Linked DNA regions of Mus musculus: regions 2 and 3 are each linked to region 1. Evidence: chromatin loops called from intact Hi-C (ENCODE). Cell type or tissue: heart. All regions are shown on one strand. Each heading gives the region's core, and the rest is flanking DNA. Links, peaks and the distances in the headings are about the cores only.

What was found. Peaks named below come from ENCODE experiments on the same cell type or tissue, not always from the same donor. Only the 100,000 strongest peaks of a DNase experiment are listed, where the experiment ranks them.
Region 2: a loop joins it to region 1, with 2.0 times the contacts of the local background. A loop is called at or near these places in 11 of 42 quality-filtered maps.
Region 3: it touches region 1 in a loop (2.6-fold over the local background); 11 of 42 quality-filtered maps call a loop at or near these places.

Annotation. Positions count from the first base shown.
Region 1 is chr11:30,468,167-30,474,114 of GRCm38, reverse strand. 4930505A04Rik (RIKEN cDNA 4930505A04 gene) reads left to right here and starts at 2,286. Exons shown (of 5, transcript NM_001100394.1): 1 at 2,286-2,373. The coding sequence starts at 2,351. In heart, for the core only: no CTCF peak of the experiment used is centred there; a DNase peak (open chromatin) is centred at 2,244; H3K4me3 peaks cover 1,044 bases; H3K27ac peaks cover 1,830 bases.
Region 2 is chr11:30,654,069-30,660,016 of GRCm38, reverse strand. No RefSeq gene overlaps it. Among named protein-coding and RNA genes, the nearest start is that of Acyp2, 7.6 kb to the right of the region's middle. In heart, for the core only: no CTCF peak of the experiment used is centred there; no DNase peak of the experiment used is centred there.
Region 3 is chr11:30,646,615-30,652,562 of GRCm38, reverse strand. Acyp2 (acylphosphatase 2, muscle type) reads left to right here and starts at 3,167. Exons shown (of 4, transcript NM_029344.3): 1 at 3,167-3,262. The coding sequence starts at 3,184. In heart, for the core only: a CTCF peak has its summit at 3,178; a DNase peak (open chromatin) is centred at 3,282; H3K4me3 peaks cover 1,504 bases; H3K27ac peaks cover 1,362 bases.

The sequences.
Region 1 (5,948 bases), core at 317-5,316:
ATACATGATGTGCTTCTCTGGTCCGTTCATGAATGTAAAACGGCACTCACCCACCTACCCACCCACAATTTGTTCTGGTTTATATTGCATAGTGAGCATACTCCCCTGGGCCTCCCCACCCTCCTTTTTCCTCATCCCCACGCTGTTGATCTCTAGACTATTTTATTTCTACTTTTGATATATATATATATATATATATATATATATATATATATATATGTGTGTGTGTGTGTATGTAAACATATATACACATATATATATAATTTTTATCGGAGACTTATAATAAGTGATTCTCTTTACTTGCATCCGTTTTTCTTTCAAACAACATAACCTCATTCTTTCATTTTTTTAAAGAATTTTTTTAAAAAGAATTATTTATTTATTTTAGGTATATGAGTACACTGCAGCTGTCCTCAGACACACCAGAACAGGGCATCAGATCCCTTCACAGATGGTCGTGAGCCACCATGTGGTTGCTGGGAATTGAACTTAGGACTTCTGGAAGAGCAACCAGTGCCCTTAACCTCTGAGCCATCTCTTCAGCCCCAACCTCATTCTTCATGACTGAAAAGTTTCATTGGCATGTGGCATGAAGGTCATAAAATAAAGCAGTAAGCCACTGCTCTTAGAACAGTGAATCTATATCTATACTTGACAGTAACTCTGGATCTCTCAGTTGTGGTCTTATTGCTACACAATACACCATAACCATAAAGCAAGTTGGTGGGGAAAGAGTTTATTTGGTTTACACGTCCACATCACTGTTTATCACCAAAGGAAGTCAGGATAAGAACTCAAGCAGGGCAGGAACCTGGAAGTAGGAGCTGATGCAGAGGCCATAAAGGGTGCTGCTTACTGGCTTGTTTCACAAGGCTTATTTAGTCTTCTTTCCTACAGAACCCAGGACCACCAGCCCAGGAATGGCACCACCCATAATGGGCTGTTCCCTCCTCCATTGATCACTAATTGAGAAAATGCCTTATAGCTGGATCTCATGGAAGCATTTCAACTGAGGCTCCTCCCTGTCTAATGACTCTAGCTTACGTAAAGTTAACCACCAAGCCAGCCAGTTCACTAGGCATTTTCAGATTTTGTGAATGAAGAATTTTAGGCTCTGAGATACTAAATGTCTCCCTTATGTACAAGCTAGCAAGAGGTGAATCCACAAGGCAAACACCAGTTGCTCCCAGGGCCTATGTGCATAATCAGTTTGATGGTTAGGATTCAACTACGTTTCTCCCTGTGGATAGTGGGTCCAATGAATGCTTGGCTCAGCAAACATGCATGCCATCCCCTCCCTTCCTAGCTTTCTGGTTCTCCAAGCCATTTCCCTCATATTTGGTGACCCATAACTCCCTATTCAGAGACACATACAGTCCACACTCAAGTATGTAGGTTGCTGGATGTCAAATGTATCCACAATCTCTTCTCCCTAACAGGACTTTAGGACCTGAGTAAAAGGCCAGCCTCCACTACCCCACATCTGTCCCACGCGAATATAAATTTACAAAATGACTTTGGCTTCCCATGCTTATGCACATTCCTCATACACAGCAGAGTTCAGTTCAATAGAAACATCTCTAACCCCATTTCCTTTCCTATACAGAAAAACGGTTTAGTTATCACACGTGCCAAGGGCATTTGGCTCTGGTAGTGGAAACTGGAAAATGGAGTAAAAATTTCCAGGCTCAAGGTGCTAGATGATCGTCCAGGTCTTTTCCCTGGAGCTTGGGCTTTTGGAAAAGTGCAGCCATGCAAGCTGGGAGTCTGCCTAAACCTGCAGTCTCCTGAACCCTCGCTCAGACAGGGCAGATGCACAAACTACAGGTAGCCTCATTTGCAGAGCAGCGTTCCTTTGTTCTATTTTAAAGCTTCAGATTCTGTCAAAAAGTGATAGCCAAGCTTCCCCATGAGAATCGGGACTTGCACAGCTCTGAAGTGCTCATGGAAAACAGGTTTCCACGGGCAGCGGGGGAGACCTGGAAGCCTTCCTTGCTCACTCCTCAAACCCAACAGGGCTGGCTCCCCACTAGGTTTTGGGCTGATTCCCCACTAGGTTTAGGGCTCTACAACTTCAAACTCACTGTCCAACCTAAGGCTGTAGTTAAAAACCAAGGGACTCTTTCCCTCCCGGATTGAAGCAAGCCACACCCAGCTGCGAAAGCCCAACAGAGCACACTTACTGCGCTTGCGCACAGTCCCCAGTCGCTTGTGTTTTTCTTCCTGAGCTCTCAGTCGCCTAGCAACGCTGGAGTCACAGTGGCAGCGCTCTGGAGCCCCTTTCTAGCAAGAATAGGTCAGTGTTCTCTCTTGACACTCCTAGCTGCCACGTGGCAGGCTGGAGGGGGCCATGGAGGGAGAGGAGAAGCAGCAGTAAGTGCCAGGGTTCAGCTTTCTATTTTCCCTTCTGAAAACCTTTTCTATTTCTTGCAAAAGATTAAGGGAGTGGCTCAGCACATAAGATCCAGGCCACATACATCCAATAGGTTTCCTCCCCTGCTTTCCAAGGTTTGAGTGATTACAGTATCTTTTTTTTTTTTTTTCCTAGTGCAGCGTTTACTGAGCTTTCTTGAAGCCATCATGAAATAATCACTCTTCATACCTCACATTTAACTCGTCAGCAAATTCTGTCGGCTCCAATGTTGAAATTATCCATACTCCACTGTTCATTGCTTCCTCTCTTGTCCTCACTCAGTCTCGAGTACCAGCTTCTCATGGATACAGCCATCGCTTTGCTTCCCTAGTCTCTGCAGCCTTTTCAACATGGCCTCTTTTTAAAAGGGGAAAAAATATGTTTTCCACAGGGTACATACAGTAAAGCCAAGGCTGCGCCTGCCGCACCACACCTGCTACGGCCCTCTAGATCACCCTGGCACCTGCATACAGCTAACTGGTTGAAACAAGTTCCTAAGAACAAGCCTCAAAGATTACTATTTGATACCTTTAGATGTGTTTGACTGATAATTTGGGAGACCATGCTTTATGTCTAAAGATGGACACATTTCTGATAAGAGTTTTGGCAGTTACAGTTGGTTCTGCTAGAATGTTCCTTCCTCAAATATCCTTAATTTGTACCCATCCCTCCCTTGCTTTTTTCAATTACCACCTTCACAAATACCCTGTCCCAAACGTAGCCTCTCCTCCCACATACCTACATGCCTCTTCCTCGCTGGAAATTGTCGTTATCATGTGGCACCATCTAATAGACTGTGTATGCCCCATTTCATTTCTTCTCTGCCTTCCCTAGAATGTAATCCCCGTGAAGACAGGAGTTTTCATCTGTTTCCCTGCTGTATCCTCAGAGCTTCATGTAGCACCTGGCATGTAGAGACCCGCTGAATGCATTAGCAGTGCTCTTTTTCTCACATCAGTTACAATAGCTATTGTTCTTTCATATAAATCAAGGAATGGAACCTTAGATATTAAGTGGCAGAGGTTCCAAGCCAAGCCTGACTGCTTTCTGTTTTGTTGCTACTGTTTGCATTGCTGATATAGAACCTAGGGTCTCAGGCACATTAGTGTTTTGTCTGTATAAGGTGTTTCATTGTACAAAGATGTTTCTACAGAATCAGGCATTTCGCATTTATTTATCTGTAGCCATCCACACCTTGAAATACAGAACCAAGTAAATGCATAAATGTGTAAACCAACACCTACAGTCCTTTCCTTCAAGGATCTGATACAGATGTGTTGGTGTTCAACCATGAGAAACAGATGGAGAAAGCAGAGACCAAGGAGTTCAGACCAGAAAGTTACAGCTTTTAAGTAAATACACAGATCTGAGAATATAATAGAAACATCTTAGAAGTTGCTTACACTTTTCTAGTAATCAGTTCTTCTAAATCCTTTGCAAAGCAGCAATTTTTGTTACAAATCAAGGAAATAAGATCACAAAGAATCTGAAAAATGTTTTTATGTGGAATGGAGTGAGGGTTAAGGGTGTACAGCTGAAGCAAAGGCAGAGTGGAAAAATAAGTCTAGGACATTCACCTGAAGTATATAAAGAGTACAACACAAAGCATTTACCTAAGCTGAACAGAATATGGGTGTCAGGCAAGCAGTGATCAGTGAACTAATAGTCACCACTGCATGGAACTTATATTGATCCATAAGGGTATTTCTGGTGCTTAGTAAAGACAAAGAGCTAGATAAATACAATTTGAGTTATAGTAAGAGCCACAAAAGAATGTACACGCCTAGAGCATCATGGGGAGGGGACTCTAGGAAGTATCTGGGAAATTTTTCAACTGATACCCAAGTGATGCTGGGGAGCTGGGAAAAACCAGTGGTGCTGGAGAAGGAAGAGCATGAGCAGGTGCCCTGAGGAGAAAAGAAGTGAAAACAGGGAAGACGCTTGAATGAGATTGAAGAGATTAGCTGCCTCAGTGCACACTCAATATAATCAGGAGACTAGGTTTTACTATAAGTGTAATGGAAAGCTATCCGAGATTGTTAACTGAAAGATTACAATAGAAATGATGGACTGGATTCATTTTGAAGTAAGGTAATAGGTATATTTTAAGGGTTGCGGATAAGGCAAAACTACCCATTTGTCAGTATAAATCTAGAATCTTTGTTGTTATTGTTTTAACCACGTTATTATTTTTTTGAAGATACCATACAATGTATTTAGATCATATTTCCCCCCACCCTAATGCCTGCCAAACCCACCCGCCCCTTCCTATCTACCCAGCTTCATGGGCTCTCACTGATTCCTTTTCTCTTCTTTTTTAACCCGTTGAGTCCAGTTAGTGTCACCCAAATACTCTTGGGTGTGGGGCCTGCCCTGGAGCATAGTCATCCTACCAGGGTCACACCATTAAAACAAAACAAAACAAAACAAAGCAAACAAAAACAAAACCCAACTCTTTGAGCCTAGCAACTCTCATTTACCAATAGCCCCTTGGGTAGGGGTGGGACTTTGTGCCCATATAGCCCCTTCCATGCTGGGATTTGTCTGGTTGAGTTTGCACAGGTCTTGTGCATGCTGTCAGAAACACTGTGAGTTCATATGTGTAGCTCTCCAGGTGTGTCTAAGAAACATTCGTAGTCACCTAACACTTCTGGTTGTTGACAATCTTTCAAATCTCTGAGCCGTCAGTACAATGTCCCACTTAAAATTGATTATTTTGAAGTCTCTGATTCACAGCACATAGGCCAATTGTGGGTCTCTGTTAACTGCCTGGTATTGTAAGAGGTAGCTTCTCTTATGAGAGATGCAAAGATCTATAGGTATAGCAGTTAGTCATTAGGAATCATTTTAATATTATGCCCACTTAGCAAAATAATAGGTTCTCCAGGGCCTCTAATGTATCTGGTTACATGTTCTTAGCCCCATTAATGGTGCCAGGTATGGCTTCTGATTCATGGAGTGGGGATTAAATCTAATTAGAAAGTAGTCAGTTAGCTCCTTATATTAGTTATCTTTCTATTGCTGTGACAGAACACAAAAATGAACTTAGACAAGAAAGCATTTAGTTAGGATTAGAGTTTCCGATGGTTAGTCACTGATGGCAGAGTAAAGGCAGAGTAGCGGAAACAGCTGAGAATTCATAGCTTGACCCACAAGTAGGAGGCAGAACAATAGCACAGTGGGAATGGAACAAGTCTTTTGAAACTCCAAAATCTGACCCAAGTAACAATAAGACCACACCTTTTAATCCTTTCCAAACAATGCCAAACAACTGTAGAAAAAGTATTCAAACATATGAGTTTTGAATTCACTATTGAAGCTACTCACGTTTAAACTAACACACTCTTGTAACATATATACCCCTGAACCCATGGGCATACCTTAACAAGACAGTCATTATGTTAACTCATAGAATTTGCAATGAGGCCGGGAGGTGGTGGCACACGCCTTTAATCCCAGCACTTGGGAGGCAGAGGCAGGTGGATTTCTGAGTTCAAGGCCAGCCTGGTCTACAAAGTAAGTTCCAGGACAGCCA
Region 2 (5,948 bases), core at 431-5,430, 190 kb before region 1:
TTTGGAGTCAAATACAGTGGATGGTAGAAGCCAGCATGGACAAGTCATCCCCTGCTAGAAAGGAAACATTGACAATTTGGTTGGATTAGGAGAAGCTGAGATTCTTGGAAGAGGGTTCATATATGCCCCTCCCAGGTTTTGAGTACCAGATGAATGAAATGGGCACAGTAAAGAAAAATAGCTGGTCCATGGGTGAAAAGGGGAAAGTTTATTCCAAATTGCCAAAGTTGTCTCTTGCGATATCAGAGAGAAGTGCTGGGATGGGGCTAGGGAATGGGAGAGGGATCTCTAGGATCACATGGGAATGGGTACTTGGGAAGAAAAGAGCCTGTGAGTTGGGGTGGGGGCTTTTGCTTGGAATGAGGGAACCTAGAAGCTAGTGTTGACCTAAACATTCTAATAATAGACATCACAGCCACATGTTAATGGGACAGCTATATGTTCCTTTTGCCAGAAATAAGTAGAATGATTCCTTTTAGCAAATGGGAACTATCTTTACGTCCCTGAGGGAGTGTTGGCCTTTGTCTAAATGCCAGGCTTTGGGGAAAGGAGTTTTTTGGGCACTGACACAGAGGAATTTGGGTTATCACCTTGTTATTCCCTTTGCCTGGATCCATGCCTCCCATTTTCTCTTCTGATTTTCTTTGATCTATTCTTTAGGTGTGGTTTCCTCAGACTCTCCCTAACATACCTCCAGTTTTTAAATAGAACACCACATTATCCTCAATACCCGCTTATGGCACACATTCATCTTACTATAGTATTTGCTAACAAGTGAATGAAAGACCATCGGAAAGTGAGATTTGCCTCTGTGTAGGATTCTGTTCCTGGTGATCTTAAACAATTCCTTAAAGGTTCTGAGACTATTTATTTTGTTCTAAAATAGTTATAATACTTGTCTAACTTAGTCAACATGGTTTCTGTAAAGTAAATTAAATGGGAGGAAACTGCTGTAAGTTTGAATTAAAATGAAGACAAGATTTCCCCAAGGTATGGTTGAGGGTAAGGTTTTATTGTAGATGTGAAGGAAAGCATAGTTGGGGGCACTTGGAAGGGTCCAGACTGACAATGCCATGAGAAGAGTGAGAGAGGGAGAGAGCAAGAGAGAATGATAAGAGAGAGGTCCAACTGGAAAACATGAGGGGGGGCACCCTCTCAGAGGAGAAGGGGAGGGGCAATGGGGAAGGAATGTAAGGGGGGGCAGGGAGGGCAGTGTTTGGGATGTAAATAAAATAAATAAATAAAATTTGAAAAAACAAATCGAGAGAGAGAGAGAGAGAGAGAGAGAGAGAGAGAGAGAGAGAGAGAGAGAGAGAGAGAGAGAGAGATTATGAGCTGAAGTGTCTGGATTACATGGGAAAAAGAAGAAAAGAAGAAGCCTGGGGAAAGAGGATGGAAGTCCAGCTACTGGGCTAGAGAGGTTTAAGGTAGAGGTGAGAGGTTTTAAAACTTGAGAATAAAACTTTTTCAGCTTCCCAGAAAAGCGTATAAGATTCCTCAAAGAAAGCCACTAGCAATGGGTCGTTCATCACTGATAGCCCTGACATAGGAAAGATAAGCTTGGAGCTGAGTTGGTTCCTGGGAGCTGAGTTGGTTTCTGGTTTCTGGTTTCTGGCCTAAGGAGACAGCAAGGCTGGAGCTGAGTCAGTCTCTGTAATTCTTCAAGGCTTCACCAGGAATGGTAGAACTAACATAGCAACCTATTAAAATTGTACTAATATCACTGCTGCTAGGAAAATTGCCCTAATCCCACATAGAAGGAGCCTGAGAGCTTCTCTGGTGGTTGCCATTTTCATGAATGGTTGACCCCCTGCATGCTGGTTGTTTCTGCAGAAGAAACACCCTTTACTTTTGCATACTATTTGAGTCTGGGTTCTTCCTTCAGCAATTCTTGAACCTTAGCAGGGGCTAGGGTGAGAAGTGCTGGCAGGAGCCACAGGTGACCAGGTTTCTTTGTGACCTGACAAAAATCATCATTATTGTTGCAATGCTATAGTCATTTCACTGCTAACAGTTCTATATTAGGGTTTTATAACTGAAAGGTAAATAATTACAGATGAAATTGAGCAAAGCATTTCCTGTGTTGGAGTAAGCCCATCTTACTTATATAACAAATGCCTCTGAAACACATTGTGTTTCAACTAGACTGATGCATCAATGGATGCAGTATAAAAGCATTATGGCTTATAGATAAAGGCACTTGTCACCAAATGTGATGACCTGATTTTAGTCCGTGGAACCCACATGGTAGTAGGAGATCATCAATGCTCACATGTTGTACAGTGACACTGTTGAATGTGGATGCCTCCTAGACAGACAGACAGATAGACAGATAAGATAGAAAGACAGACAGGTAGATTAAAACCATCTTAAAACACATATTAAAGGAGTCAACCAGCATTTACTAAATGAATTTCCTTAACCTGTTTTTTCTATAACACCCATATCTAATAATAATCCAGGGCTGACTCTTCCATATTTAAGCCGCCTGTTGAGTGAAGAACCCTAACAGTACCTAAATCTGCTTGTCATTGAAAGGATTGCTATGTGTACAGGTTGTTTGGAAGTGTGATTTTGAAACTTTGAAATGAGAGGCAGTCGAGGTGCTGCATTCATTTCTATACTTGATCTTAGCCAAAAGAGCATGAAGTGATGCTGCTAACATTTCTGAAGGGATTATCCAATGCTCATAGCCTGCTTTGCCTTGGATGGTTGGTAGGTGGCAGCAAGAGAACAGAAATTATGCTTTATAACTAAGCAGCATTCCGTAAAGGTGCTTGGTTTGTTTGTATTTAGAGAGCTAGGTTTCATTTGATACAAGCTGGCCTCTACTTTGTAGTGATCTCACTGCCTAGACTCTCCCTAGTTCAGGGATTAAGGGAATGTACCACTGCACCCAGCCAGAAGGGTTCTGCTTAATGTTTATGTTTCATTAATTTATAAAAATAAAATATCTGCAAATGAAGTAGACAACAAATAATGTATCCTACGTAAGCCTGTCCTATAATATTTCAACACATTAGTTTTCAGAAGGTTGGGGGTTAGGTTTATTGTTCTTTACCTTCCTCTCTAATCCACACCCCTAGGTTCTGACTACAAAACCAAGGCTGAACTCCTGATTCTCCTGCTTTATTCTTCAGAGTGCTGTGATTACAGGCATGTGCCACCATGCCTGGCTTTTAGATTTTTTTTTTCACCAGTCTTTATCCTACATCTTTTTTTTTTTTTTAAAGATTTATTTATTTATTATATGTAAGTACACTGTAGCTGTCTTCAGACACTCCAGAAGAGGGCATCAGATTTCGTTATGGATGGTTGTGAGCCACCATGTGGTTGCTGGGATTTGAACTCGGGACCTTCAGAAGAGCAGTCGGCGCTCTTAACCACTGAGCCATCTCGCCAGCCCCCCTACATCTTTTAAGTATTGAACTTTTTAATGCTTCTTAACTGACATCAGGGTATGGCATATTTGAATTTCCATTCTGTTTAATTTTTGATCTACTTCTATTGTGAAGGTTTTGCCCCCAAGCATTAAAGTAGTCAAGGTTTAAATTACAGGGAAAAAAAAGGATGTACTTAGACAGTGTCTTAGTTAGGGTTTTATTGCTGTAAAGAGACATCATCACCAAGGCAACTCTTGTTTTTCCGTTAATTAATTTATTTATTTACTTTACATCACAATCACAATCCTGTATCCCTTCTCATAGGGCTCCTTCCTGTCTTCCGTTCTCCTCTGAGAAGGGGGAAGCCCCACCCAGCCACATGAAGTCACTGCAGAACTAGGTACATCCTCTCCCACTGAGGCCAGACAAGGCAACCCAGATAGGGGAACAGGATCCACAGCCAGGCAAGAGAGTCAGGGACGGGCCCTGTTCCAGTTGTTGTGAGACCTGCATTATTGGGGGAACCTTAGGTCCAGTCCATGTATGTTCTTTGGTTGGCGGTTCAGTTTCTGGAAGCCCCCAAGGGTGTAGGTTAGTTAACTGTGTTAGTCTTCCTATGGAGTCCCTATCTGTTCCTGGTCCCTCAATTCTTCCCTCAACTCTGACAAGCCCTCTCAAGCTGCATCTAATGTTTGGCTGAGGGTCTCTGCATCTGTTTCCATCAGCTGGGTTGAGCCTCTCAGAGGACAGTTATGCTAGGTTCCTATAACAGATTACCATTAATAGTGTCAGGGATTGGTTCTTGCCCATGGGATGGTTCTCAAGTCATTGGTTGGCCATCCCCTCAGTCTCTGCTCCATCTTTGATCCTATACTTCTTGTACACAGAATAAATTTGGGGTTGAAGATTTTGTAGGTGGGTTGGTGTCTTTTTCCCTCCACTGGGATTCCTGCCTGGTTACACAATATGGCCACTTCAGGCTTTATATCCCCCACTGCTAAGAGTATCAGCTAGAGTCTACCCTCATAGACTCTCTGTAGCCTCCCCCATCCCAAGTCTCTGGCACATCCTAGAAATATACCCCCCACTCACTCCCAGATGCCACATATTTCCATTCACTCTCCAGATCCTTTCTCCCTGGCTCTTCCTACACCTGATCTCTCCAGTCCTGTTTTCCTCTGGATCTGCTTTCTCAATCATTTCCCTCCCTTCATCAGCCCCCAATGACTACTTTGTTTCCCCTTCTGAGTAAGATTTAAGCATCCTCCTGTGGGCCCTCCTTGTTTAGCTTTTTTGGGTCTGTTGATTATAGTATGGGTATCCTGTATTTTATGGCTAATATATAAGTGAGTTATATATCATGTGTGTCCTTTTGGGTCTGGATTAGTTCACTCAGGATGATCTTTTCTAGTTTATCCATTTGTCTGCAAATTTCTTGATGTTCTTGTTTTCAATAGCTAAGTAGTATTCCATTACATAAATAAACCACAATTTCTTTATCCATTCTCAATGAGGGGCATCTGGGTTGTTTCCCATTTCTGACTATTATGAATAAATCTGCTATGAATGTAGTGGAGCACGTGTCCTTGTGGGATGATAGAAGATCTTTTGGGTATATGCCCAGGAGTGGAATAGCTGGGTCTTGAGGTAGAAATATTTCCAATTTTCTGAGAAACCACCAAGTTGATTTCCAATGTGGTTGTACAAATTTTCACTCCCTTCATCAATGGAGGAGTGCTCCCCTTGCTCCACATCCTCACCAGCAATGTGTTGTCCCTTGAGTTTTTGATCTTAGTCATTCTGATGAATGGAATCACAGAGTCATTTTGATTTGCATTTCCCTTATGACTAAGGATATTGAACATTTAAGTGACAGCCAGCCATTAGTGAACCCTCTGTTGAGAATTCTTTCTTTACCCCATTTTTAAATTGGGTTATTTGGTTTGTTGGTGTCTAGCTTCTTGAGTTCTTTATATATTTTAGATAGTAGCCCTCTTTCAGATGTAGAGTTGGTGAAAATCTTTTCCTATTCTGTATACCTCTGCTTTGTCCTATTGACAGTGTTCGTTGCTGTACAAAGTTTTTCAGTTTCATGATGTCCCATTTATTAACTGTTGAGCTTAGTGCCTGAGCTTTTGGTGTTCTGCTCAGGAAGTTGTCTCCTGTACCAATTATTTCAAGGCTATTCCTCATTCTCTCTTCTATTGCATTTAGTGTATCTAATTTTATGTGGAGGTCTTTGATCCACTTGGACTTGAATTTTGTACAGGGTGATAAATATGTATCTATTTACATTTTTCTAAATATAGAGCTAAACCAGCACTATTTGTTGAAGATGCTTTCTTTTTTCCATTGTAAGGTTTTGGCATCTTTGTCAAAAATCAAGTGTCCATAGGTGTGAGGGTTTATGCCTGAGTGTTTGATTCAATTCCATTGATCATCCTATTTCTATACCAATATCATGCAGTTTGTATTACTATTTCTCTGTAATACAGGTGTATTATGCCTATAATCAAGGATGGTGATACCTCCAGAAGTTCTTTTATTATACAGGATTGTTTTAGC
Region 3 (5,948 bases), core at 431-5,430, 180 kb before region 1:
CTAGTCTTAGAATCACATTTTATTAGCAATCCATGCTGAAATGGTACATAAAAATTTCTATTGACCAATGTTCAGCTGTTGACAGACGGTACATTTTTTAGCTATGCAAATGTCAGTTGTTGCTATAGCACTTCTAAAGTTAAAATAGAACTACATAATAGCTGGCAGAGACACTCCTGGGTAAATGTGGACAGAAGTTAAAGGTTGATTAAGAAAAGGAAAATGTCTCCTTCCCAGTCATTGATTTTTAAGATCTACAACTAATGGGGAAAATGCAGTGAAGGACTAGGGCAAGATCTAACCACTGAGCACCACAGAGAAGATCTGGACGCACCCGGAGGCATTCCAGAGCACCACAGGGAGAACACGAAGTGGGTGGGGTGGGGTGGTAGGTGGAGGTGGGTGCGCATTCCAGGCAACATAGGTTTCAGAGATTTTATTATGTTGTACTATGAACTCGTGGCAGTGGGCCATCTTCAGGATTTGGGGAAGCACACAATTACAGGCTAGTGGAGGCTGGACACCTTAGATTCGGTTCTGAATGTAATGGGCAGAATTTAAAGCAATAGTCTTCATGAAGTAACTTGGGAGATGAGAAGAAGAGAAGTCTCTGCAATATCAAGACCTTCATTAGGTAAATTTATTCAGGCTAGCCCTTCTAGAACATATCTTATTTAAAAAAATGATTTAACCACACTCTGCCCAAGTTTTAAAGTAACTATTTTGATACAAGGTCTCATCATGTAGCCTTAGCTGGCCTGGATCTCAGTATGTAAACTAGGCTGGCCTCATACTCACAAGAGATCAGCTTGCCTGTGCCTCTCCAGAGTTGGAATTAAAGGAGTATGCCACTTTGTCTGGCCCTGATCTCTCTCTCTCTCTCTCTCTCTCTCTCTCTCTCTCTCTCTCTCTCTCTCTCTCTCTCTCTCTCTTTCTGTGTGTGTGTGTATGTGTGTGTGTTCCCAGATAGAAAGGGCACAAAGTATTTAATTAAGTGGTAGTAGATTCTTCAATATGCACAGATGCAAAGAAATATAAAAGTATTAAGGCCAACAAATAGAGAATTGCAAATTCTCAAATATAAAAGTATTTGAAGCTGGGCGTGGTGGCACACGCCTTTAATCCCAGCACTTGTGAGGCAGAGGCAGTCGAATTTCTGAGTTCAAGGCCAGCCTGATCTACAGAGTGAGTTCCAGGACAGCCAGGGCTACACAGAGAAACCCTGTCTTGAAAAAAACAAACAAACAAAAAAGTATTTGAAATTTAGAAGGCAGATTATTGAAAATTCTATCCTTATTATCTGAAGTGATGGGTTACTAGAAGACTTCAAATAGCTCACTAGGAAATACAGTTCTTCAGATATAGCCTGTTTTAACTGTCCCAGACAATTGAAATATCTCTGAATAATAATCAAGACCATGAAAACAAAACTGTATAACAACAGACAGAATGACTGTAAGTCTGTTTCCATTGGCATTAGATAAAATTGTTAAAAATTCTCATCTTACACAGCATCACATCTAGTTATAATAGAGATTGAGGTATTTCTTAGGATTTCTATTGCTGTGAAGAGATGTCATGACCATGGCAACTGTTATGGAAGCAAACATTTAATTGGTGCTAGTTTACAATTTCAGAGATTTAGTCCATTATCATGGCCAGAAGCATGGCAACACGCAGGCTCACATGGTGCCAGAGGAACTGAGAATTCTACATCTTTGTCTGAAGGTAACTAAGAGGTGACAGGATTCCATACTGGGCATAACTTGAGCATAGGAGACCTCAAAGCCCTGCCTCTACAGGGACACACTTTCTCCACTAAGGCCATATCTCCTCATAATGCCACTTCCCATGGGCCCAAGTATTCAAACACAGTCTGTATGGGCAACAAAGCTAGCCAAATCACCACAAGGCACCTTTCAGATTCATCAGCCTGAATGAAAAGATCAAGCCTAACTTTATCTCAGAATCACCACAGATTTGGCACCGTCAGAACATTTCAGAATTGATTCATTGTCTGTCTTAGTTAAGGTTTTTATTGCTGCCATGAAACACAATGACCAAAAAGCAGCTTGGGGGAGGAAAATGTTTATTTGGCTTATACCTCCACAGCACTGTACATATCAGGATAGGGACTCAAACAAGGCAGGAACCTAGAGATGATGTAGAGGCATGGGGGGTGGGGTGGGGGTGGGGACTGGTTACTGACTTGTTCCACATGGCTTACTCAGCCTGCTTTCTTATAGAACCCAGGATCCCTGGACTAGGGATGGCATCACCCACAACTGGCTGGGTTCCACTGCTCCCTCCCCCACCCCCCCATCAATCACTAATTAAGAAAATGCCTTATGGCTAGATCTTATGGAGGCATTTTCTCACTTGAGGTTCTCTCCTCTAAGATTACTCTAGCTTGTGCCAAGACTAGCCAGCACACTGACCAAATACCCTTTGTGCCACTAAGCTAAGCAGGTCCTTCATTTCAAATGTCCACCTCAGGATGTTGGAAATGGGGATATTGTTTCAAGGGCACACATTTTCTTCATATGAAGTGGAGATTATCATATATTTGCACAATGGTGAGTATAGTTAAGAATGATATATATTTAAAATCGTTGAAATCTTAAATGAAATCAGAGATGAAAGTTAATTAGCTTGAATTAATCTCCTTACAGTGTACCCATGGGTATACTATGTATTCTTTACAGTGTACCTATATAAAATCACCTAAAACTTAAAAATTCTTTGACATTTTATCCTTGCATATAATGAATTTTGGTAATTTTCCCCCTATTATCCTTCTCATCTCTACCCACTTAGACTTTACCCGCTCTGTCCTCTCAACAAGTCACCCTCTTATTTTCATCCTTATAGAAAAAACAAAACAAAACCTTTTTTGTGTCAAATAAACGTCGGTGGGTAGATATTAGTTGGTTTAATCCCCTCACATGCCCGACCTCCGTTTTCTTTAGAGAACCGGGTCCTGGGGAACGCAGAGAGGGAGCACCCTGCTAGGGAGCCCGAGCGCCGGGTGTCCCGTCGCCCTCACTGTGTACAACGGTCATCTGCCATCTTCTTACGCATGACCCAGCGCGCTCTTGTCTTGGCTTCTGGGCGTCGGTCCCAGAGCCCATAAGTCTTCCTCCCCTGGCGGCTGTCGCAGTCTCCGCGCCACATACCCAGCTAATGCTGCTCGGGAGAAGGCTGGCCGCCATGACCGAGCTGCTCAAGTCTGTGGACTACGAAGTGTTCGGGACAGTGCAAGGTACGGTCTGACCTGGGATGCCAAGACGAGGCCGTGGGAGGGAGAGGAGGAAGCTTATGCCATCCATTTTAGGGACGGTTCTTCTCACTGAGGCAGCGACTTCCGCTCAGCCATGACACAGCAGCCCGGGGCGGGGAGAACGGGCTAGCGCGGGGCGGAGGGAGGTCACCCTGGGTTCCCGAAGAGGACGCTGCAAGCCTATAGGATGGGGGTGGGGGACGCCTAAGTGCGGCAGAAAAGCAAGGGTACCTGAATGATACTGGGTGATTTACTTTGTCAGAGGTTGTAGCCCCTCTCCAGCTAGCAATTTTTCCTTCCTGGGTTTTGGAGATTGAACCTTATATATTTATGCACAGTCTTACATTTGCGTACTAGATTGCTGAAGTACACTCCCAGGCCATTTAAGTGAAGTTTTAAAATTTTTGTTTGATTATAAGCTTAAATAGATGCATAGAATATAATGTCTGACTTACTTTAAATCTTTATATTTGTAATTTAAAACGTTAAAACATTCTTTTAATTTTTTCTAACGCAACTTGACATAGTAGTGCATGTAGTCCTTATGCAGAAGAAGGTGGATATTTGAGTTCAAGACCAGGCTGGTCTATACACTTGAGAAAATTATCTAATGGCGTATAAATACTGTAACTATTTAATGTATATCATCCATTTAAAAGAAGAAAACTTTTTGAGACTGGAAATGTAGCTCAGTAGAGTGCTTGCTTAATAGTCACCAAGCCCTGGAATGGGTGCTCTGCTCTGTACCAGACCAAGGACGAGCTAGTCCTTATAAGCCTGTAATGCAGGTTCCGGTCTTCAACATAAAAATAATGCCTTTCTTTTTCTTTTTCTTTTTCTTTTTCTTTTTCTTTTTCTTTTTCTTTTTCTTTTTCTTTTTCTTTTTCTTTTTCTTTTTCTTTTTCTTTTTCTTTTTCTTTTTCTTTTTCTTTTTCCTTTTCCTTTTCCTTCTCCTTCTCCTTCTCTTTCTCTTTCTCTTTCTCTTTCTCTTTCTCTTTCTCTTTCTCTTTCTCTTTCTCTTTCTCTTTCTCTTTCTCTTTCTCTTTTCTCTTTCTCTTTCTCTTTCCCTTTCCCTTTTCCTTTTCCTCTTTCTCCTCCTCCTCCTCCTCCTCCTCCTCCTCCTCCTCCTCCTTCTCTTTCTTTTTCTTTTTCTCTTTATTTTTTCTCTTTTTTGGGGGGTGGGGCGGGGGCTTGAGACTCGGTTTCTCTGTATAGCCCTGGCTGTCCTGGAACTCACTTTGTAGACCAGGCTGGCCTCGATCTCAGAAATCCTCCTGCCTCTGTCTCCCAAGTGCTGGGATTAAAGGCGTGTGCCCTTTAACGAGGATATTACTTCCTGTTTGAGTCGGATTTCCATTCTACCTTCTCCACATAATTTTATTCCATTGTTTGGTATGCATGAGAATTTCTTTTATCTCCATCCCCAATCCCACCTCAGATGTGCTGTTGTGTGTGTGCATGGGGTGGGGGGATACTATGGGATACTTTTCTTAACTTCCTTTATCAATAAGCTTTAGTGATAACCATTAGTAGATTTTAAATGTGAGTTTGTATTGGAAATTTATTTCTAAGTGGGAAAACTGGATTTTTAAAAATGGATCCTTGTCTAAAGGGGGAGGAAGAATATTATCTTTTTATTTTGATATTCTGTTGATATTTTACATTTTGTGGCAATGTATACAGGGTAAGATTAAGGATGGATGAAAGTGTGTTTATAATGAGCCTTTGTTTCAGAGATTTGCTGTGGAAAGAGACGTAGGAAGATCACAGCAGACAACTGTTAGGTCAGGTGTGGGAAAGACTGCATGAGTAAGCAGAAAATTTGAAAAGTTACTGATGAGTCTGTACTTTTAGAAAGGATATTAGGAATCATGGCTAAGTGGTATTGAGCCTGGTTAGTACTTTTGATACTCTGGTAACCTGACCATGTTTGGAATTAACTAAAACCTAAAAATGGAGAGAATACCTGAGAGGTGTTTTGCTTAATTTGAAGTGGGAAGATTCACTTCTAATCCTGATCTTTGAGATGATCAGACACATCTTTAATTCAATTTTTTTGGAGTAGAAACACCCACCCACCTCTAATCTGGGCCTTGCCTTCTCAGGGAGGGCATGGAAGAAGGAAGCTTGCTGTCTTTTCTTGCTTGCCTTCGAATGGCTGCTAGCAAGTCCATTCCTTCACTGGCATTAGAGTGATTCTTTGTGATCTTTGTGATTCTGGTGTATACTGAAGACCAGCTGAGACATCTAGTCTTGTGGTCTGAGCAACTACTGTATTCTTGGACTTTTCAGTCATAGGCAGTCATTGTTGGACTTGTTGGACCACAGCCTGTAAGTCATTCTAATAAATTTGCTTTCTATATACATAGACTCATTCTGTAAATTCTGTTACTCTGGAGAATCCTGATTAATACAGATTTTGGTATTAGAATTGGTTGTAGGGCAATAGAAGTATAAGGATGAGTTGTTTTTTTTTTTCTCTCGATTTGGCCCTGCTCACCTCTGCCCCATTTATTTATTTTATGTATATGAGTACACAATTGCTCTCTTCAGACACCAGAAGAGGGCATGGGATCCCATTACAGATGGTTGTGAGCCACCATGTGGTTGCTGGGAATTGAACTCAGGACCTCTGGAAGAGCAGTCAGTGCTCTTAACCACCGAGCCA